Linked DNA regions of Mus musculus: all the other regions are linked to region 1. Evidence: chromatin loops called from intact Hi-C (ENCODE). Cell type or tissue: left cerebral cortex. All regions are shown on one strand. Region 1 overlaps Prokr2 (prokineticin receptor 2). Region 2 has its middle 53 kb from the start of Gm46766. Region 3 overlaps 1700026D11Rik (RIKEN cDNA 1700026D11 gene).

The links. A loop is a pair of places that touch in the nucleus more often than their neighbours do. Peaks named below come from ENCODE experiments on the same cell type or tissue, not always from the same donor. Only the 100,000 strongest peaks of a DNase experiment are listed, where the experiment ranks them.
Region 2: a loop joins it to region 1, with 2.2 times the contacts of the local background. A loop is called at or near these places in 5 of 42 quality-filtered maps.
Region 3: a loop joins it to region 1, with 3.0 times the contacts of the local background. A loop is called at or near these places in 4 of 42 quality-filtered maps.

What each region holds. Positions count from the first base shown.
Region 1 is chr2:132,371,816-132,379,815 of GRCm38, reverse strand. Prokr2 (prokineticin receptor 2) reads left to right here. Exons shown (of 3, transcript NM_144944.3): 3 at 5,726-8,000. The coding sequence ends at 6,422. Among named protein-coding and RNA genes, the nearest start is that of Prokr2, 9.6 kb to the left of the region's middle. In left cerebral cortex, no CTCF peak of the experiment used is centred here; DNase peaks (open chromatin) are centred at 841, 2,208, 4,225 and 4,520.
Region 2 is chr2:132,312,775-132,320,774 of GRCm38, reverse strand. No RefSeq gene overlaps it. Among named protein-coding and RNA genes, the nearest start is that of Gm46766, 53 kb to the right of the region's middle. In left cerebral cortex, CTCF peaks have their summits at 4,590 (motif pointing left) and 6,547 (motif pointing right); a DNase peak (open chromatin) is centred at 4,555.
Region 3 is chr2:132,503,530-132,511,529 of GRCm38, reverse strand. The region is part of intron 1 of 1700026D11Rik (RIKEN cDNA 1700026D11 gene); the gene reads right to left. Among named protein-coding and RNA genes, the nearest start is that of 1700026D11Rik, 17 kb to the right of the region's middle. In left cerebral cortex, no CTCF peak of the experiment used is centred here; DNase peaks (open chromatin) are centred at 1,978, 3,787 and 4,179; H3K27ac peaks cover 776 bases.

The DNA of each region.
Region 1 (8,000 bases):
GCTTGCTGAAAGGAGAGTGATTGCTATCCTCACACCTTGTCCCCTGTAAGCTGTGTCTGTGATATCAATCTTGCTGCCTTGTGGTTTGTGATGCTAGCGCTGTTTAGGAAGCAGTCACCTGGCACAGACAGCAGAGGTTCCATTTCACCCCAGCCAACTGTTCCCCATGAAGCCTTCACACCCCACCCGCCATGCCCCCTCACCCTGCTCCCAGTGACCCAAACAGGAAAGTGACCATCATTCTCCGCCTTTCTCCCTGTCCCTCACCCACTGACCCCATCCCTTATGTCCAGCTCTGATTAAACCCAGTACCTGTCCCTTGAGCTTTGCCACTTGGCAACTCATGATGGACACTCTGGTGCTCTGTTGACCTGTCTCTTGCTCCCCAGGGGCTTCTAACTGCACCCTAAAACCCATGCTTAGCCATACGAAGCATCTGAGAATCACTATTGCTGGCTTTTCCTAAGATATTCCTTTGCTTATGAAATCTCCAGAAGTCCCAATGTCACTGGATATAAATCCTGAGTCTAGCACTGCCGTCTATGCCAGCATGACCCTCCAATTCATATTGGGTATAAAGATATAGAAGTCCCCATCTGTGTATTTTAAGACAATCATCATATCTCTGGTATTTCTGCCTCTACACTAAGACACCTATGTCTTAGTTTGTGTTTTTCCTTCATATCCTCGGACTTGTGCAGGGATCCATGTGCAGGAAGTACTGAGTGGGAAATGAGAAGTAGGGGACAGGAAATACACTACTAAAGCCTCCGTGGGCAAGTGCTGCTAAGAAATCCTTGGAGTAAGTGTAGATCACAGCTCGGAGTTCTCCCAGGCGCGGGAGGAGGGAGCTGAGTTGTTTGTATATGGCTCTTACAAGTCACTGTAGAGGGCTTCTCGAAAATACTGCACAGGAAGCCACGAGGACTCTGAAAACCAGAGAAAACCCTCAGACAAACAAACAAAGAGGCAGGTATCGTCATGCTAGAGTGCACACACATATGCTGATGCAGCAAAAGAGGAGTGGGGGAGTGTGTACCAAAGTGGTGAGAGCAGAGGGGAATGGGAGAGCATGTGCTGAAATGTAAAGGCAGAGGCCTATAGGGGAGAATATACTCAAGGATAAGAGAAAGGAGGCTGGAGGAGGTATGGCAGCATCTGCCACGACTGCCACAGGTTTGTGGCTATGCTGTCCCCAGGCTATGAAACGTAGAAATACAAGCTGTAGAAGATGTAATTTTTGAACTCAAAAGCTTTTTTTTTTTCATGTAAAAACTAGGAATTATCAAACATTGGGAATAATAAACATATGGTGACTTGTAAATGCTAGTTTTTCAACAGAGGCAAGGGTCTCGCTTATGTAGTCCAGCATGACGTTGAACTCTGGTTCTCCTGCCTTAGGCTGCTGGGCACTGGGAGAACAGGCACACAGCCGTAATCTAGACTTAGCTCCGGCAGGAAGCTTATACCCGCCATGCCTGCTAGAGGAGCTAAATGGAGGGGAAGCTTCATGGGCTTCCTGGAGTGCTCCCAGTGGAGCACATCTGACAAGCACAGAGGAGCTCTTGGGTAGGCGCTGGGGTTCTGTGAGGCTCACAGATTAAAGCAGCACATGGGACCTCGGGCCTTAGAGCAGTGCCCTAATAAGTTTCCCCTCTTGCCATCACTGGGCCCTAAAATATCAGGAAGATGGGTCAGACATCCTACCCTTCCCTGATGGTGCTCATTTTAGAAAATGGGTCTTTCTTACTGGGGCCATCCTGGGTGGTGTTTCCTGGGATCCTATTTTTAGTCATCTCAGATAGAGAAACAATTTAAGTTTCTTGTGAGTTAGAAGAGACTTATTAGCCACTGCCCTCCCCCGACACAGGTCCTCCCCTAAGAATCTCCAAAAGACATGCCAGCTGCCGGTCCCCACCTTGTCAGACTTCTGACCTCCAACACTGCAATATCTCAGTGCTCATCATTTCAAGGGAGGGTGTTTAGTATAAGGGAGCAGCCACCCAGTGGGGCTTAAGCACCAGCCCATGCATAGCCTGGGCTCCTACAGAAGCCCCAGTCTCCCTGTGCATTCCCATCCACTGTTTTTTCAAACATGCCTGCTCTGCCATGCAGAAACTCCAGAAGGGCCACCACATGCTGTCTGTGGAAGCTGAGCCAGAGACTATCCTCCTGCAGAGGAGGTGCTATTTCTAGTTGCAGAGAGCTGAGGTCCATTGACCTCAAAAGCATGCATACACTCTCAAGCAGACAGTTGGCCACAGAGACTTGCAGATGTCTCTCTTGCCAACAAATGACTCATGGGAAACAATCAGCATACGCAAAGTACTATAGCCCCGTCATACATTATGGATGTTTACCTTCTTGGAAGCTGACACAAATCCTGACAGATTGTCAATTAAGTCATTATTATCCCCACTTCACAGATGCAGAGACTGAGTCTCTGGAGCCTAAGTTATTTATCCAAGTGTGCAGTCTGGAAACAGACCTGCCCAACACCTTCCAAGTCAGTACTCTTGTCTTTCTGATTTACTTGATGTTAACAATGAATTTTGGAATGTCCTCTGAGTAAGAAAGATGTATTGGATGACAAAGTGTTTGACTGTAAGAGTTAAGGATAGCCAGGCAGATTATCAGTGTGTGTGTGTGTGTGTGTGTGTGTGTGTGTGTGTGTGTGTGTTTAAGGTTAGCCTAATCTACAACAGTTAAGTTCCAGGCCACCCAAGAAAAAGGTGATGAGGGTGGGGATGGGGAATGACAACAAAATTAGCAGAAATGTGAAGTTTTTTGCATTAATTATTGGTATACTATGAGTTATTGATACACTGAGAGTTATTGATACACTGTGAGTTATTGATATACTGTGAGTTATTGATATACTATAAGTTATTGATATACTGTGAGTTATTGATATACTATAAGTTATTGATATACTGTGAGTTATTGGGACACTGTGAGTTATTGATATACTGTGAGTTATTGATATACCATGAGTTGTTGGGATATTTCAGTTATTGATATACTATGAGTCATTAGTACACTGAGTTGTTGATATACTCTGAATTATTGTTATACTGTGAGTTATTGATATACTGTGAGTATTAGTTATTGGTACACTGTGAGTTATTGATACACTGTGAGTTATTAGTGTACTGTGAGTACTAGTTATTGGTACATTGTATTAGTTTTTGGTAAACTGAGTTATTGACATACTGTGAGTTATTGATACACTGTGATGACAGGACCAGATTGAGAGCAGTTTTAAGTCCTGAATTTGTTTTATAGTCTCTAAAGACTTTGGATTTAGTAGAATACACAGAGTAATGAATGCCCATCAAAGATACCTGCACCCAAATCCCCGAAGCCCATGACTGTGCTGCGCTGCATCCTAAGGAGGAGCAAGGTAATCCAAGGAGCTATGGTTGCCAATCATTTAAAATAGAACCAATGAGTGGCAAAGGATCTTACCTGAAGGTGGGCAGAATGTCATAATAGGCCTGTGAGAGAAAGACTCCACTGGCCATTGCTGGCTTTGAAAGAAGGAGAGGTTATGAACCAAGAAATATAGGCAGTTCTCAAAAAATTAGAGATGCAAACAACAACAAAACCCAAACAAAAGCCCCCCCCCATCAGGTTGTCCTTGGAACCCCTAAAAAGTGCCACTTGCTGGCACCCAAGATTACCCAGTGAAACCATGTCAGACTTCTGACCCCCAACACTGTACTGGCACAGTGGTAGCATTGCAAGTATCCCTTTTATTATAAAGGCAACAGGAAACAATTTGTCCAGTTATCACAGAGAGACAGTGACAGTGAGATGTCTTAGTCAAGTGGTGAGGCTGCCCTGCCCATCTGTTCACCTCTCCGGCACTGCTGTGCTCGTCCTCCTAGCCTGGTCACACAGAGAGGTGGAAAGCCCCAGAGGCTTCTGGGTAACGCCCAGCAGGGAGCCCCCATGGCTGGGATGAGTCCAGCTTTCTCCCCCATAGCCTGAAGCCTCAAGTATGGAATCCACTGGAGAGACACCAGCAAGCAGGTACAGATGGGACAAGATAACAGAAATACTGCAAGGGACAGAGAACAGTAGCATGGCAGAGGGATTCTAAGTCACGCCATTGTTTTGGAAAGGTGATCAAAGAGTTTGGTTAGAAAAGAAGTCAGACAGTTTTCTACTGGAGGCTTCCCGCTCTTGGCTCAAACAGTTTGTGAACATTAAACATAGCAAGGATGTACTTGCCTGAGTATTTTTCAGTATACTTCCTGCTTTTGGCCCACACACTCATTTCCAGGACAATTTGTCTCTTATCTACCTCTCACGCCTCTTCTCTTCCTCCACCCTCCCCCACCACCCTTCTTGCCTCTCCCACCCCCGACATAATACACAGAAATTATCCCAGGACCCAAATATCTAAATAGCTATCATTCCATCTCTCTGGAAGCAACCCACACAAGTGAGCTCATTTTCCACGAAGGCTTCAGGCTTCATCTGTCTCGAGTAGTATGACTCCTTAAAAAGAACAGGAGTAACGCTTTAAGGTACTCCAAAGAGATGCCTTCGTCACGCACTTTCTCTTCAGTGTGAAATGGCACGGGGAGGTGGATGTGAACGCTTTGTATCAGGAGGCTCCACTCTGTTATCTGCTGGCCATGAACCTGGGCATGTTGCTTATTTCTTACTAGAGTCCTAAATCCCACTTAATCCCACCGCCTCCATAATGCAGGCTGACATCTAGGAGCCGGGGCGGGGCGGAAGAGGAAGCTCGAGCAGTGTCCACACCTCCCTTTGAGCTACACAGCTTTTCTTTCACCTTAAATCATGAGAGATTTGGAATAAGAACTTTAGGAGTACCATGTTTGTGGGCAGGGTGGCAAGATTGAAAACTTAAAAGTATAACAGTATCCTGAACAGATGAGTGTGTGTATCTACTGAAAAATACTCACACAAGTATATCCTTACTATGTTGAATGGTCACAGACTGTTGAGGTTTGGTCTATAGCTATGAAATCTAATGCTAAAATCTGTACCTGAAGGTCTGGGCCTACGAGTGAGTTCTTATATTTACCCGCTTTTATTGTGCAAACCTGTTCCTTAATTGAAAACTACTGGCTAAATAAAAATGGCTACAGACAATTACTGAAGGGGTTAGAGATAGGCAGGTTGAGTTACCTGGTTAGCGGGGGCAGGAGGAGAGAGAGAGAAGGATGCAGGAGGGGGAAGCCACCATGAGAGGAGATGGACCACGTGACCAGGAGAAACAGCAAGTATTTGGGGTACACATACACTGCTGGGGTTGCAGCTGGGTCAGCAGTTAGAAAAGTAGATTAGGGGTTACCATCACCCCAGCCCACCCCCAGCATTGTCAAAGCCAAATAAAATAACCATAGTCTGAGTCTCATTCATTTGTAAGCTAGACAGGGATAGGCTTATACTGGCTGTAGTATAACAAATGTCTTGGGTTGTATTCAGAGAAATAAATCTCAGAGAGAAAGGTAATTCCCTGGTCCCTATGTCAGGCAAGGGAGAACAGCCATTGCTTTAACCCAGAAGCTGTTTCCATTAAATCAGTGCTCTAAAAGCCAAGTGGGGCTGTTAGTGAGCTAATGCTGCTTAAACCTGGGTCGGAGGCAGCTGGGGATTCACTGTGCGGTTCCAGCTCTCCGGGCTGGTTAAAAAGCAATCGTGCTTCGAAATATAACCATCACTGCTGGCTTCCCTCTCCCTTCAGATACCTCGCTATTGTCCACCCTTTGAAACCACGGATGAATTATCAGACCGCTTCCTTCCTGATCGCTTTGGTCTGGATGGTCTCCATCCTCATCGCTGTCCCATCTGCCTACTTCACCACAGAAACCATCCTCGTTATCGTCAAGAATCAAGAAAAAATCTTCTGTGGTCAGATCTGGTCGGTGGACCAGCAGCTCTACTACAAATCCTACTTCCTCTTCGTCTTCGGGCTTGAGTTCGTGGGTCCCGTGGTCACTATGACCCTGTGCTATGCCAGGATCTCCCAAGAGCTCTGGTTCAAGGCTGTACCTGGCTTCCAGACGGAGCAAATCCGCAAGCGGCTGCGTTGCCGCCGCAAGACAGTGCTACTGCTCATGGGCATCCTCACAGCCTACGTGCTGTGCTGGGCGCCGTTCTATGGCTTTACCATAGTGCGAGACTTCTTCCCCACGGTAGTTGTGAAGGAGAAGCACTACCTCACCGCCTTCTACGTCGTGGAGTGCATTGCCATGAGCAACAGCATGATCAATACTATATGCTTCGTGACGGTCAAGAACAACACCATGAAATACTTCAAGAAGATGCTGCGGCTCCACTGGCGGCCCTCTCACTACGGGAGTAAGTCCAGCGCTGACCTCGACCTCAAAACCAGCGGGGTGCCTGCCACTGAAGAGGTGGATTGTATCAGACTAAAGTAGCCTTCAGGTGTTGCCCAAGGAAAAATTTAACATTCGGTACTCAGTAAATCACACACCATCAACCACTCACAAGCTACATGGAAAGATACGGCTGTATTCACGTTCTCCTGCTCTAATGTATCAGGACGCTTCTATGTAATAACATACAGCACAACTGATGTCTGCATAACATCTTAGAAGGCAGACACAAATAGTAACAAGTGATGTGGACTGAATGCTTCTGTCTGCAAACCACACCAACCAATTATTCAAGGACAAGAGCTGACATGTGAGAATTACCTGCTATGTGCAAAAACAAGTTACCCCCCCAAAAAATGATAGAAGCTATTTGGAGTTATTCAGCTCTATCTATCTATCTATCTATCCATCCATCCATCCATCCATCCAGGTCACTAGAAAGAAGTCACAAATGACTAGCCAGAGTCATGCTACATATTCTTTCATTCTGTATCTTTTCTGCACAGAACTGTCAAAGGCAATAGAATAAAGCACCTAGACATACTAGAAATGTAAGGATAACTCCATCAATAGGGAGACCAAGGCCTCATAGGAAGAGGGTCCATATAGTATACTGACTTTCCCCACTCCACACCAGTTATCTCCTTAGATATTCTGTACTTATCTGCAATGATGTAATTTCAAATGAGGAAAAATAAGGGGACAGGCTTTACCACAGATGTATCAAATCTCATCAAGCCCATAGGGCAAAGATGGGAGGCTCCTGACACAAGAAATGTATCCAGTTCTGGATAACTTTAATGCCAAGCATTTCAGGGCTCTGGGGTCTTGGAGGAAGAGGACACAGAAAGAGCCGAGGTTTCCAGTGGCAATGAGTATAATCTGTCCATTTGCTATGATTTGGACAATTTTCTAGAACATACTCCGACTTACAAAAGGAACTCTACTTGAGATCCAAAGATCCGGGTAAAAGTCCTAACCCCAGGACTCATCTCTGTGTGTCTCCACTGTAATGAAATGGAAATAATGAAAACGGATCATTAGGAACATCAGCCCGGCGAAGTCATGGTGTGGATGTGATTTTCACCTCTTCCTTTGTGAAGAATGAGGTCGTGAAAAGCTCATTAGAGGGAGTTTGGAATGGAGAAACAGCTCCACACTTTTCATCCCTCTTCTTTGAATCAGAGACCACTAAACTCATCTTTGAAGTAGCGTATCTATAGTGAGGCATAAAGGTCTCCCTGTCACAGAGTGCAATCAAGAAGATAGAGTCAATGCCCATACCCTCAGCATCCCTGTGGTCTTAGACAGTCTTCCCAACAAAGCACTGGTGGACCCCAGGACTGAATTCACTTGTATTATTATGTCATCTACTGAATACTAGGGTTGATCAGGTTAGCTAGATAGGTATTTTCTTCCTCCTTCACAGCCCCATATGTATCCCTCCCTTAAACTCAGTTACTAAGGAAGACCTTCTTAAACACAGGAGAACCATTATTCTGTCCAGGACACAAATAACCTCTCCAGTAGACACTGTACCCTTCACATGTCAACAGAATTTGCCTCCTTCTTGTATTTAAACATATCATCCTCCTTTCATTTAGATTTAACCAGAAACCA
Region 2 (8,000 bases), 59 kb after region 1:
AAAGGCCAAGTGCTCCACAGAGGCCAAAGGAGCAAAAGGTTACATACCCAGCGCTTTGCTGGAGGCAGTGGCTTTGGCTTTTGAGTATTTGAGACAGTCTTACTCTGTAGCCCAGGCTGGCCCAGAACTCAGCATCATCAGGCTAGCCTAGCACTCAGCATGCTCCTGCTTTCTCAGTCTCTTAAGCACGGTGACTACAGGTAGAAGCCACCACCCACAGCTGGCCAGCTTTATGAAATTGACATATAGCTAGTGTTTATGGAAACTTACTGGGTGCCAGAAGTTAGATGAGCTTTGTACACGCAGAAGTGTGTTTAATCCCTATAACTTCATGGAGTAGTGCTATGCTTTGAACGTGGAGTGTCCCCCAAAGGCTTGTACTTTGAGTGCCTTGTCCCTAACTGGTGGCACTATTTAGAAAGATCAGGTAACTTTTGGGCCATGGTCTGTCCATGCTGGGCATGGGAATGGGCCTTTGAGGGTTATGTCCCACACCTACTTCTGGTCCCAGTCTCTGCCTCCTGACCTAACAAGACATGAGGTACTGCTGCCTCCTGTCTTGTCACATCAGAGAGCAAATGGCTATACTGTGGCTGCCATGTCTTCCGTACCAGGGATGGATCCCTTAAAGCTATGAACCCAAATAAACCCCTCCTTCCTTACACCGCCTTTGTGGGGTATTTGGTCACAGCAACAGGAGATGTAAGTAACACACATGAGCACCTGAGTGCTCACTATCCAGTGGTTCTCAACCTGTGGGTCGCGACCCCCTTAGTCCCTGTATATCAGATACTGACATTATGATTTATAACAGTAGCAAAAATGACAGTTATGAAGTACCAGTGAAGTAATTTTCTTGTTGGGGGTCACCACAGCATGAGTGTCTGAGGGTTTCTATTGCTGAGAAGAGACACCATGACCAAGGCAACTCTTTTTTTTTTTTTCATTTTTTATTAGGTATTCAGCTCATTTACATTTCCAATGCTATACCAAAAGTCCCCCATACCCACCCACCCCCACTCCCCTACCCACCCTCTCCCCCTTTTTGGCCCTGGCGTTCCCCTGTACTGGGGCATATAAAGTTTGCAAGTCCAATGGGCCTCTCTTTGCAGTGATGGCCAACTAGGCCATCTTTTGATACATATGCAGCTAGAGACAAGAGCTCCAGGGTACTGCTTAGTTCATATTGTTGTTCCACCTATAGGGTTGCAGTTCCCTTTAGTTCCTTGGGTGCTTTCTCTAGTTCCTCCATTGGGGGCCCTGTGGTCCATTCAATAGCTGACTGTGAGCATCCACTTCTGTGTTTGCTAGGCCCCGGCATAGTCTCACAAGAGACAGCTATATCTGGGTCCTTTCAGCAAAATCTTGCTAGTGTATGCAATGGTGTCAGCGTTTGGAAGCTGATCATGGGATGGATCTCTGGATATGGCAATCATTAGATGGTCCATCCTTTCGTCACACTTCCAAATTTTGTCTCTGTAACTCCTTCCATGGGTGTTTTGTTTCCTATTCTAAGAAGGGGCAAAGTGTCCACACTTTGGTCTTCGTTCTCTTGAGTTTAATGTGTTTAGCAAATTGTATCTTATATCTTGGGTATCCTAAGTTTCTGGGCTAATATCCACTTATCAGTGAGTACATATTGTGAGAGTTCCTTTGTGATTGGGTTACCTCACTCAGGATGATGCCCTCCAGGTCCATCCATTTGCCTAGGAATTTCATAAATTCATTCTTTTAAATAGCTGAGTAGTACTCCATTGTGTAAATGTACCACATTTTCTGTATCCATTCCTCTGTTGAGGGGCATCTGGGTTCTTTCCAGCTTCTGGCTATTATAAATAAGGCTGCTATGAACATACTGGAGCATGTGTCCTTCTTACCGGTTGGGGCATCTTCTGGATATATGCCCAGAAGAGGTATTGCTGGATCTTCCAGTAGTACTATGTCCAATTTTCTGAGGAACCACCAGACTGATTTCCAGAGTGGTTGTACAAGCTTGCAATCCCACCAACAATGGAGGAGTGTTCCTCTTTCTCCACATCCTCGCCAGCATCTGCTGTCACCTGAATTTTTCATCTTAGCCATTCTGACTGGTGTGAGGTGGAATCTCAGGGTTGTTTTGATTTGCATTTCCCTGATGACTAAGGATGTTGAACATTTTTTCAGGTGCTTCTCTGCCATTCGGTATTCCTCAGGTGAGAAACCTTTTTCAGTTCTGAGCCCCATTTTTAATGGGGTTATTTGATTTTATGGAGTCTACCTTCTTGAGTTCTTTATATATATTGGATATTAGTCCCCTGTCCGATTTGGGATAGGTAAAGATCCTTTCCCAATCTGTTGGTGGTCTTTTTATCTTATTGACGGTGTCTTTTGCCTTGCAGAAGCTTTGCAATTTTATGAGGTCCCATTTATCGATTCTCGATCTTACAGCACAAGCCATTGCTGTTCTATTCAGGAATTTTTCCCCTGTACCCATATCTTCGAGGCTTTTCCCTACTTTCTCCTCTATAAATTTCAGTTTCTCTGGTTTTATGTGGAGTTCCTTAATCCACTTAGATTTGACCTTAGTACAAGGAGATAGGAATGGATCAATTCGCAATCTTCTACATGATAACAGCCAGTTGTGCCAGCACCATTTGTTGAAAATGCTGTCTTTTTTCCACTGGATGGTTTTAGCTCCCTTGTCAAAGATCAAGTGACCATAGGTGTGTGGGTTCATCTCTGGGTCTTCAATTCTGTTCCATTGGTCTACTTGTCTGTCGCTATACCAGTACCATGCAGTTTTTATCACAATTGCTCTGTAGTACAGTTTTAGGTCGGGCATGGTGATTCCACCAGAGGTTCTTTTATCCTTGAGAAGAGTTTTTGCTATCCTAGGTTTTTTGTTATTCCAGATGAATCTGCCGATTGCCCTTTCTAATTCGTTGAAGAATTGAGTTGGAATTTTGATGGGGATTGCATTGAATCTGTAGATTGCTTTTGGCAAGATAGCCATTTTTACTATATTGATCCTGCCGATCCATGAGCATGGAGATCTTTCCATCTTCTGAGATCTTCTTTAATTTCTTTCTTCAGAGACATGAAGTTCTTGTCATACAGATCTTTCACTTCCTTAGTTAGACAAAAGCAAACATTTAACTGGGGCTGGCTTACAGTCTCAGAAGTTTAGTTCACTATCATCATGGTAGGAAGCATGGCAGCATGCAGGCAAACTTGGTGCTGGAGGAGCTGAGAGTTCTACATCTTCATCAGAAGGCAGTAGAAGAGACTGTCTTCCTCAGGCAGCCAGGGGAGACTCTGTTGTGCACTGGGTGTAGCTTGAACTTATTTATGAGACCTCAAAGACTGTCTATACTGTGACACACTTCCACCAGCAAGGCCACACCCACTCCAACAAGGCCACACCTTTTTTTTTTTTTTTTTTTTTTTTTTGAGACAGATTTCTCTGTATAAACCCTGGCTGTCCTGGAACTCACTCTGTAGACCAGGCTGGTCTTGAACTCAGAAATCTGCCTGCCTTTGCCTCCTAAGTGCTAGGATTAAAGTCGTGTGCCACCACTGCCTGGCTAAGGCCATACCTCTCTTTTTTTTAATTTTTATTTTATATATATATATATATATATATATATATATATATGACGAATAAACTGTAGCCATCTTTAGACACACCAGAAGAGGGCATCAGATCCCTTTACAGATGGTTGTGAGCCACCATGTAGTTGCTGGGAATTGAATTCAGGACCTCTGGAAGAACAGTCAGTGCTCTTAACCGCTGAGCCATCTCTCCAGCCCAAGGCCATACCTCTTAATAGTGCCAATCTCTTGGCCAAATATTGAAACACATGAATCTATGGATCCAAACCTCTTCAAACCACCACAATGAGGAACTGTATTACAGGGTCACAGCAGTAGGGAGGTTGAGAGCCTCTGCATTATACCATGAGGAAATATAACTAATGCAGGTAGACACTGCATTACTCATTTTACACTGAAGAAGGGGTAGCACAGACAGGGCTAGTAACCTGCCCAGTGCCACACAGCCAGTCAGCAATCCCCCAACTGAAACAGAAAGGACAAGCCATTCCACCTCTACAGGTGTGCAAGGAGATCTGTGAGGGAGGCCCAGCACTGGCTGGGAATCGGAACAAGGCCATGAGATGTTCAGGTGGCATCCTAATGCGCCCTAGGCTGCCTGAGCTAAGTCAGCTCTGGTAGTTATAGCCTGCCCTCCTCTCTGTTCCCGAGACAAAACATTCCTTCTGGGTGCAAACAGTTGCAATACAGCACCAATTTCCCTGGAATACTGAGGCCAGTTCTTTCTTTTGCATAGAAAGGCATTCACTCCTCAGACCACGCTGATCCCATGACAAACAGAAGCTTCTGGCCAGTGACTATCGGCTGCTAGCAACTGGAGCAGGGCTTTGCATATTTTCTCAGCTACCTCTGCTTCATGCAGAGGAGGCTAAGTGGTTGAGCAGTCTCATCAACGCAGAAGAAAACAGTGAGGTTGGGCCTGGATCTTACTCAACTGTGTCCTGAGCTGGAGCGCTTGAGCCTGACTCCTGGTTCACTGCTGCCCTCTCCTGGGCTTTTGGCAGCACTGCCTGACTGCAAAGAGTACTGCAGTTTTGATTTGGTTGGCTGGTTTGGAGTTTATTGTTATTACTGTTATGGTTTTTTTTAGATACTCACATCATTTCCCCTTCCCTTTTCTCACTCCAAACCCTCCCGTATACCACCTCTTGCTCTCTTTCAAATGTGTGGTCTTTTTTTTTTTTTCATTAATTGCTGTAACACTCATGCATGCATATAGGAACTGAGTTTTACTCAGGCCTCTCAAACTGCAGAGACCAGGGACAGCATTTCCATCAAATGGAAGATGGGGCAGGCAGAGGCAGAAGGGAGGCATTTCTTGTTCTCCAATCTACTACAGGGCCTCTCAAAATTGCACATATTATAAAATTGTACATGTGTATAAAAATCGTATAGGAAATGAGAATGTAGCTCAGAGATAGACGACCTGGCATGTACCCCCAGGCCATTCTCCTTTACAAATAGTCAGGATTAAAGGTGGCCACTTCTCAAGAATTCTTCTGTGTATCGAGGACTCCATACAAAACAAAACACTTCTTTTATTGCTATAAACACTCATCTATCCACTAACCAAATTCAATCGTGTAACCCGACTTCTCACCCCAGCAGGTCCCTCTGGTTCTCTCTACTTGGCTTTCTGGGTGTCTTCTTACTTTGGAGAATCAGATACCTTTTTAGGTAAGAACGTAGGCAGGCAGGCAGGCAGATGGATAATGTATGATAGGTAAGAGGGTACACAGATGATAGGTAGGTTAAGTAGGCACGTACATAGATAAATAATAATTAGATAGATAGGTCGGACAATAGATAGATAAATAGATGATAGGTAGGTGGATAGGTAGATGATAGGTAAGTAGGTAGATAAATAACTGATATGTAGTTGGGTGGATACATACATGCTTACATACATACATACATACATACATACATACTAGATGACGGACAGTGTGGTGATCTGAATGAGAACCACCCACCATGGACTCGGATGTTTGAACACTCGGTCCCCGGTTAGTACGGTTTAGGTGTGGCCCTAGTGGAGGAAGTCTGTCACTACGGTGGGCTAAAAGGTTTCAAAGCCACACACCATTACCAATTCCCTGTCTCTGCCTTGTGCTTGTGAGCCATTAGCTTCTGCTCCAGCCACCATGGCTGCCGCCTGCTGCCGCCCCTCCATCCTGGACTCTTTCTTACCCCTCTGCAACTGTAAGCCCAAATGAATTCTTCATCTACAAGTTGCTGTTCTCATGGTGTCTTATCATAACAAACAGAAAAGTGACTGATACAGATAAATCAGATGGGCAGGTAGCTAGATAGACAGACAGCTTGTGCTGAGTACAGGTGACCATTTGACAGGCAGCACACAGACATGCTGAAGTCCCTCCCTTTGTCACACTGTGAAAGGTCTGCACCTGTGGGGTGAGTGATTCCTTGACAGCCATTCATGGTTTTTTTTTCCCCCTCTTTCTACTTAAATAATTGGGCAAGATTTAATATTTAAACAAAACCTTTAGTGTCGATGACATAAAAAGACCCAACCTCAAACCCTTGACATTACTTGTAAACAAGCTAATAATAGATCTTTAAATGGAAAAATAAACACCTTCTGTGGAAGCGTCTAAGTGCTGGATATACGCCATCTGAAGACACTCTGCCTTAAGCTTAGTAGGACCAATTTGTATAGTCTGTGACTTTAAAGAAATCTGTATGATTAAAAAAAGTTTTAGAACAACACAAAATTATGAATGAACTAAAGATGGTGGCAGTGTTAGGAAGGAAAGGGAGAGGACAGCTTTCCAGAAAAAAGGCGTCCACGTCCAAATGACCTCTCCAGGAACTGTGGGGCGGCCTCTGAGAGGAGAGCCCCCAATCAAGGCTCCGATGCAGCCTGGTAATGAAGCAGAAAAAGTACAAAAGAAACATTCTTTTTCTTTTTTAAGATTTATTTATTATTATATCCAAGTATATTGTTGCTGTCCTCAGACGCACCAGAAGAGGGCATCAGATCTCATTACGGATGGTTGTGAGCCACCGTGTGGTTGCTGGGAATTGAACTCAGGACCTTTGGAAGAGCAGTCAGTGCTCTCACCTGCTGAGCCATCTCGCCAGCCTGAAACATTTCTATAGGAAACTGGATGTTTAACATTCCATGACCTTTAGAGACAGGGTGTCCCACTCAGCCAGGAACCACCTCAGACTCATCATCCTCTGCTCCTCACCCCCCCCCCCAGGTGTCTTGACTACCAGCAAGCACCACACTTAACCTTAATGCTTTTTCAGACACCATCTGCTTTCCTGTGCTTGTGCCAAGAGAACCCCTCTCTGCCCTATGCCATCCCCTCTGTTCTATGACCCCCCTCTGTCCTATGGCCCCCTCTCTGTCCTATGCCCCCTGTCCTATGGCCCCCTCTATCCTATGCCTCCCCTCCCATCTTATGCTCCTGTCCTATGGACCCCTCTCTGTCCTATGCCCCCTGTCCTATGGCCCCCTCTGTCCTATGCCTCCCCTCCCATCTTATGCTCCTCTGTCCTATGGACCCCTCTCTGTCCTATGCCCCCTGTCCTATGGCCCCCTCTGTCCTATGGCCCCCTCTCCGTCCAACGCCCCCTCTCTGTCCTATCGACCCCCTCTCGGTCTTACGCCCCTCTGTCCTATACCCCCTCTTTATCCTATGCCCGCCTCTGTCCTATGCCCCCCTCACTGTCCTATGACCCCTCTGCATCCTATGTCCCTCTGTCCTATGCCCCCCTCACTGTCCTATGACCCCTCTGCCTCCTATGTCCCTCTGTCCTATGCCCCCTCTGCATCCTATGCCCCCCTCTCTTCTTATGCTCTCTCTCTGTCCTATTCCCCCTCTCTGTCCTGTGGCTCCCCTCTTTCTCCCTGGGAGAGCACCTGGCATCCACAGAGCTCCTGCTTGGGTCCTCTGCATAGTGACCACCATGGTAAACCATGGCAGCCTTGGTGAGGGAACCCTTGAATGTACAGGAGGGCACAGCTGCCTCTTAGCAAGCATAGCCCCATGCACAGCCCCTCTAATGCACTTGCATACATGCAACTACAGACAGGATGGGAAACTCCAAAAGGATAAACATATATCTAGACAAAGGCCAGCACAGCAGTAGGGGGACTCGGGGAACAGTCTGTCTTCTGAAAAATAAAGAAGAGAAATTTGGGGCAAAGGAAGGCCAGGAGGCTAAAGGAGAGACAGGAGACGGGTGAGAAACATTCTCGACACTTAATTCTGCAAGAAAAATCAAGTCTGAGGTACAGGAAGGAGTTGGCAGAGGTACCAGAGATGGGCATCACTCTATACCAGGGGCCCCCACTGGCCTGAAGAGCATCACTACACCAGAAGGGTCACATCAGAGCATCCTGGGGATGTCCCAGCAGGGGGTTGGGGGGGGGCAGC
Region 3 (8,000 bases), 130 kb before region 1:
TTGTATTTCCTAAGATTACATTTTTTTCCATATTTCTTCACATTCTAAGTTTTCCTCCCCCAACTCCCCCCAGGTTCTCCCTACTGTTCCACCTCCCTACTCCACACCCTTTGTCTCTTTAAAAAACAAAGAGCCCAAGAAACAAACAAAAAACCAAAAATTGAAACAAACAAAACACCAATAAAACAAACAGAAAAACAAAAACAACAAAAACCACCTCCAAAGCCCAAACCTAGCAAAATGAGTTAAAAGAAAAAGCTTCTCCGAAAACACCGTTGAGTTGGTTTTGTGTTGGCCAACTACGCTTGGCATGGGGCCCACCTGGGTGCACTCAGTGATGCTCCACTGGAGAAAACTAATTTTTCCTTTGCAAGTAGATATCAATTGCAGGTAGTTTCTTGGTTAGTGGTGGGAACCTGTGTCCACTTCTGCCACTCAGTACTGGCACCCTGTCTGGCTTGGACCTGTGTAGGCTCAGTTTGTACTGCCACAGTCTCTCTGAGTTCATAGGTGTGCAGTCCTGCTGTGTCTGAAAACCACTGTTTCTTGGTGTCCTCCGTCCTTTCTGGCTCTTATCTTTCTATCTTCTCTTCCACAAAGAACCCCGAGCCTTAAAGGAAGGGGTTTGATGAAGACATCCTATTTAGGCTTGGGCACTCCAGTCTCTCACTCCCTACACGTTGTCCAGTTTTGGGTCTCCATGTTAGGTTCTATCTACTGCAAGAAGCAGCTTCTATGAAGGTGGCTGAGTGAGGAGAGTGATCTGTGGTTGTAACAGGATGATATTAGGAGTCGTTTTGACTGCGATGTTCCTTTAACAGAAATACCAGAACCACGATCTATCCATCTCAGGTTCTTGGCCACTCTAGTAGTGTCAGACATGGGCTCCATCTTCTTGAGTGGGCTTTAAATCCAATCAGAGTGGCTGGTTAGCCTCACAATTAGTGGTTGGATAGTTTCCTGTTGCACTAAGACTATCTTTTAGGTAGGTCACTGTGTAGGTTTGTAGTTGGGTCAGTGGATATCATTCTCCTCTGACAATGTTCAAAGTACCAGTGCCACGAACCCTAGTCAGTAGAAAGTGAAGCCTCTACTTGGGGACCAGCTTGGCGTTTTTTGTGTTTGATGAGGTATGTGTTGTCTTCAGCAATACATCTCATGGTAAGTTTGTGAGGAGTAACTAACAGCCTTGACAATAGCTTGAGTTGTTTGGGAGGCTCTATGAGGTCCCCTTAGTCAACAACTCAACTACATGTAACCGATTCCTGACACTGGATATTTCACCTGGTGACATAAGATGTCTTGATGGAGCATTGTCTACCCCATTAATTATACAAAGTACAGTCGTCAAATCAATATAGGAGGCTGGGTTTGTAGCTCAGTTGGTAAAGTGATACTTAGCATATCTGAGGCCCTGGGTTTGACCCCAGCACCACCAAAAATGAATGTGATGGCACATGCCTCTAGCCTCAGGCCAGCTGCATACCTGGGGCAGCTTCAGCAGAGAGGGACCAAGCATCCCATGTTAGAGCTTCCCTGGAGATAAGCAGCCCCAGGGGACCAGCAGCAATGCTGCCTTTCAGAGAAGAGGAGAATGCTCAACCTGATTTAGGAGAACAGGAAGCTCATATAGAGCTTGAACGCCACCTGTGGGTGGTAGCATGGGCCACTGTTGGTCATTGATCACTCCTCCCCAAACTCAATTTTATGAGTCACAGTCATGTTCACAGCAGAGTTTCTGACTGCATCTTATATGAAATCAAGAGAAACCATCTTTTTGTGGGAGCCAACATATCTGTATGGCAGAAATATACTTCACACAAAACAGCTCCAAATGGCCTGGTTGTTTACCGTGGAACAACTGTAGCAAAGGACGAAACAAAAAGAAAGCTCGTGTGGATTTTGAGCCTTTCAAACCAATGAGTACATCACTGCGTGTAGCAGATGCCAGAGAGGCTCATGTGACCCAGCTTTCAGGGACAGCTCGTTGGCTTTGTGTAGTAGGTGGCAGTGCTGTTCTTTGCCACAATCCAAGGAAACACAAGGCAAGCCAAGCCCTGCATGAATTCTCTGACAGCCTGGAGGCGGAGGAAGCAGGAAGTGAAATTTAAGTTTCCTATTAGCTCACCCTTGAACACTAAACAGCAGCGAGCGGGCAAACGAAAGCAGTCTGAGATGTTTGATTTGAGGTGACCAAGACTTTTAGAATCAATTGATAGAGTCTATGGTGAGGGAAATGGATTCCCAAGACGCTGTCTACCTTGTTCCCCTTCAACATTCAGTCACTCAAGAGAAGACATTAAAAGGGTGATAGTTGTATGAAATCAGCCAGACATGGGCAGGTACTGCTTTGATGTCACAATTGCATCACAGGCTTTAGGAATTGGGGTTTTTTTTTTTTTTGTTGTTGTTGTTTTTTGTTTTGTTTTGTTTTGTTTTTTTTAAGAATTACTTATTGGGCTGAAGAGATGGCTCAGCGGTTAAGAGCACCAACCTCTTCCAGAGGTCCTGAGTTCAAGTCCCAGCAACTCCCAGTGTACTCATATAAATAAAATAAATAAATCTTAAAAAAAAACTTGTTTATTTTATGTGAGTACACTGTCTCTGTCTTCAGACACACCAGAAGAGTGCCTTACAATCTGAACATTTTCAGAACTTAACCCATGAACGTTGGATACTGAAAAACAAAACTAAGTCAGCCCCAACCCTATGGCTTCACTCTGTGCTCTTAACCACTGAGCTGTCTCCCCAGCTCCATACAAAACTTTTTTTATCTTTTTTCTTTTTTTTGAGACAGGATCTCACTATGTAGCTCTGGCTATCTTGTAATTCACTACCTAGATCAGGCTGGCCTCAAACTCACAGATATCTGTCTGTCTCTTCTTTCAGTTCTGGGATTAAAGGAGTATGTCACCACGCCCAGCCCTGCAAAAAATCTGCTATTAACATTTTAAAGTCAGTAGAAGTGGGCAACCAGGCTGGATCAGTGGTTAAGAGCACTTGCTGCTCTCACAGAGAACCCTGATTCAATTCCTAGTGCCCATGTGGTGGCTCAATGCCATCAATAATTCCTGTTCCAGGGATACAATGCCCTCTTCTGATCTCCACAGTCACTAAGCACACATGGGGTGCATATACCCATATGCAGCTCAAACACACAAGAAATAAACCTAATTTTTAAAAAGTTAACAGAAGTGAGGTCGTGTGGGCATGTTTCTTATTTTGATCACGTGAAAATTGAGAATTGCCACTTACCTGGCATTCTCTGCTTACACTGTGTAGGAAGAGATACGGTAGATGCCGGAGCCCGCTCTCTCTTGGCTTCTGTTTAACGGTGAAAGTGTGAGCTGGTCAGAGGCAATTTCAGCATCCCTCCCTCATGCTCCCCGACCCTAGACGGTCAGTTAAAAAGATGTAGATGCAGGAACTGACTGTGTGGAAGCAGGGGCTCATCTGAACTCAGCGTTTGGAAGCCCTTTGTATTGCTAACTAAGTTTGCTAAGAGCCTTTATGGTCTCAACCTACTAGAAACAGATGTGGGTCAACCATGCCACTGCTCTGGTTGGGAGAAATAAAACATGCCATTTAAATAGGAGAGAAAGGGGTTTTAATTTTAAAGATTGTTTTATTTTACTTATTGTCAAGTCTATCATGGGTGAGAGGAAGTGATTATGTTTCCTTCTGTTAGATGAATATTTTAGTTTTTTTAAAAATAAACTGCAGGAGTTTTCGTGGGATGACTGCCATGGCTGTTTCAAAATTGGAACTTACAAGCACCTCTCAGATGAGAGAGTGTGGGGGTGAGGGAGGGAAGGTGGGAAGGGCAGGGGTGGGAACAGATGGGACGAGGCTTTCAGCACCTTGTTGGATCCCAAGGCTGGCCTGAAAACCAGAATCTTCTGACTCACAGATGGGCTGAGTTGGAGCACAAGGCCGTGGTGCGCTCAAGGTGGCGACTGTAAAAAGGGAACGCCCAGTGATAGCAACAGGAAAAAAAGCATATCAAATGGACGGCTTGAAAGGCCACTGGTGGCTCCCCTGGGCTGGCCAGGCTGGAGGTGCACAGCTGGTTTTCAAGTCGCTCAGTCTGCAGTCGCTTGATTTCACTGACTGGACTCCGTCGCCTGCAGCTTCACCTGAAGAGCTCCTTGTCCCCAAGTCACAGACATGCCTATCATCATCAGTCCCGTTTCTTGGAATGAAAGGAATGTGCCTTAAACGGAAAGTTTCCACTTCTCTCGCTGTACGCATTCTCGAGAGCAAACCCATCCGCCTAGCAGTTCCTTGGGGGTTTGCGGTTGTGCTGGTCTGACGCGTCAGGACAAGACAGAGGTCTGGGATGAAAACGCATGCAAGTGAAGAGGCTTGTTTCCTTGGAGGCCTTTGGGTTTGCAGATCCTTTTGTAGCTTCTCTTTTTATAATAAAAATTCTTATTGGCTATGATGTGTGTGTGCCCAAGCACAAAGGTCAGAGGACAGTTTTGTGGAGTCGGTTCTCCGCTCCCACCTTTATGTGAGATGAAACCCAGGCTGTCCGGCCTGTGCTGCAGGTGCGTTACCCACTGAGCCACTCGTCGGTCCCTATTTATTTCCACCATTTCAGCTTGTGTGTGGGGTCCAATCTTTTCATGTCTTTAATCCATGTGTCTCCTTGGTGATGTTGCATGAAATGTTGGTATGACTCCGCATGTACTAATATGTATTGCACCTACACATACAGACACATAAATAAGAGATGGTGAAAACTTTAGCTCTGCATTCTTGACATGTCTGCTGAGATCCTCAGCAGTGAGATCTAGGTGTTATGGTGTGCAGAAATGGAAAAGAGCGTCAGGCCATGCTTAACAAAATAACATGCAAGGAAAAGCAAAATGGGATGCTGCTGTGTGCCCATTTAGGGCGAGCAATGACCAAGGGACAGTGAAACTCATGTATTGCTAATGGGGATGTAAATTGGCGTGTTTTAGCTCTTAGAATGGCTTTGAACTCATGGTCTTCCTTGTTCTGCCTCCTGAGTGCTGGGATTACAGTAAGGAGCAGGTACTTTATAAAACCTTGGGCAGTTCTCCAAAAGAGTAAATGCAGGATTACATTTTGACCCCAAAATTACAGTCCCAGAGATGCTCAAGAGAAACGCAGACACATACCAGTAGGAACCTTCACACCAACTGTTCAGAGCAGATTCATTCACGGCAAAACATGCTCATCAGCTGATAAATGACTAAGTTCTCAGACACAGAGACAGCAGAACGTTTTGCGTGGATAAAGGAATGCTGTTTTGATGCATGATTCAACAAGGTCAAAGAAAGAAAACCTTTAAGGTGAAAACCCAGTCACAGAAGCCTACGTCACTCTCTCTGTGGGTAATGTTAAAACTGGCAAACCTATAGAACAAAGCAGATCAGTTGCCTAATCCTCAGAGGGTCATGGGGAACAGAGAGTAATGGTTAATGGGTACTGTCACGTCACGTCACATCACGTCATGAAACTTGTCCTCATCCTCAATCCCCAAAGGAGCGAGCCTTCCCCGCAAAGCCCTAAATGGACAAGGTTACAGGCAGGACAAGTTGCCACAATTATGTCATGTATTAACTAGGCCCATTGCTCTTCCAGATGTCCCTTATCTTGGAATTTCCTTGTCACTTTCCAAACACCTACCTCAGCCATAAACATAAGAAAACACAGTATCCCTTGGTCTAGGTAGGTGATTCTGGCTGATCTCAGGTCCTAATTCCATGGCACCACCATTTCCCTCCTTCACAAGGGACCCTGAAAGAACAGGAGATACTTGCCTCAGCAGGGCTGGGACCTTTACTTCAGACCACATTGACCCAGTTGTCATACTTCTTTACAGGGTCTCACCATGTAACCCTATACTACATGGGTCACCCTGGCCTTGAACTCCTAGAAATCTACCTGCTAGGATTAAAGGTGTGTTTTACATATAAAGGATGTTCAAATAAATCTCTTTTTTTTCCCAATGAAAGACAATCTACTTGGTTTCTCTCTCTCTCTTTTAAGATTTATTTGCTGGAAACAAAGGTTGCCCACTCCGGTCGGCCCCACTCACTCTGGCCTAAAGATTTATTCATTATTAAATCTAAGTATACTGTAGCTGTCTTCACACACACCAGAAGAGGGCGTCAGATCTCATTAAGGATGGTTGTGAGCCACCATGTGGTTTCTGGGATTTAAACTCAGGACCTTCAGAAGAGCAGTCAGTGCTCTTAACCGCTGAGCCATCTCTCCAGCCTCTTGGTCTCTCTCTTGAATCCCATTTTTACCAAAAACCTTCCAGGTTTTAATTTGAGTAATGAAAATATTCTAAAATTGGTGTTAGAGAGCTATTGCAATGTTAGCTCAATCAACTGAAAATACTAGATTAATGTCTCATTATATAACAGTGAAATGTCCTTCAAGTGTACTTAGTTAAAATAAAAGTATTCTTGGAAAGATGTCACACAAATCACCTTTCTATTTCCAAAGTTTGGGTAATTAATTGTACTAGGTAGTTATACAGTCTATGGCAATTCTTGCATATGTGCTAAGGAGGATAGTCACACGATTCTGTCAAAACAATATTCTCTTAATTAGCAAAACCTAAAACCATGTGTTTGTTGAGAGAAAGGAGAATTATATTGTAGTGTAGTGATATCAGTATAATATTATATGTTGTGTCTGGCTGCCCTTCTAGAGGACCAGAATTTGATTCCCAGCACCCACACAGTGGCTCAAAACCATTTGTAACTCCAGTTTCAGAGGATCTAACTCCTGGCCTCCACAGATGACACTGCAGGCCTGGGGTGCACAGACATATTCAAGACACAACAGCTAAACACATAAACATAATTTTTAAAAACCTTATGTTGATGAAAATGAATAAACTTACATATAATTTGTCCTTAGCTAGGTTATATGACTTCCTTTGCCCCATGTGATTTGTGGACATGACAAAGGAGGAGAAGGAGGAAGAAGAGGAAGAGAAGGAGGAGGAGGAGGAACAACAGCTTAATATGATTGCATGCTAGGTCTGATACCTCTTTGTATCTCCCTTTGCCACTCAAAAACTACATATTTGGTATCCATGGATACAGAGATATCAGAGGCCGGCGGAACACTCTTGTGGAGTCTGGATTCTGGGCACAAGGGTATCCCATCCCCACTAGCCTTCACTCACACTGTGAAATGAACAAATACTTACTTCACAGCCCATAGAGTCTTGAGATACTTCAGTGTGTCTCATTAAGCAAAGAAATGCCAAGTCATCCACAGGGAACTTTCAAGGATGTGCAGAAGTGGTCAATGAATTCTCTCAGTATATCTCAGTGTGTAGTAGAACATAAAGAAAAGCAAATGACTTGCCAGCACTAACTTCAGGGTAATAGTTGCCTAGGTGTGAAGAAGGGACACAAAGACCCTGGAGACTAATGACAGCACTTCATTTCCTAAGCCAGTGTATGAGCACACTGTTCATTATTTTGCTGGCACTTGCTCTAACTTTTGTGCTATTCTAGCTTGGATCTGTGGTTTTCTGCAAAGGCCTACATGGTAAAGGCTAGAAAATAGTAGGTGTGGTAGAATATAAAAACATATATATGTATACACATACACACATATATATGCATATATGTGTGTGTGTATATTTATACATTATCTTTTTAGTAGTGCTTTGGGAATTTTGTAGAAGGTTTTGATTATATTCACTCCGACTCTTCTTAGCTCCACCCTCTTCCTTAATTACCCAAATGTATGCCCTTCCCCAACCCAAACCCTTCAAGACCAATTTCTGCTGCTCCAAATATCCCTGAATCTGCAGTCTTCCACTGGACAGTGGTTGACTTACCGAGTGTTACACTCTAGAAAAACCTAACTTTCTTTACCAGCTAATTGTCAATCTATTCACAGCTACGGAGGGGCTGTGTGCCTAGCTCCCCACTCCCCACTGGCTCTAGGCTGACTTGGGCTTGCACAGGTCTTGTGTGTTATCATTAACTATTGAG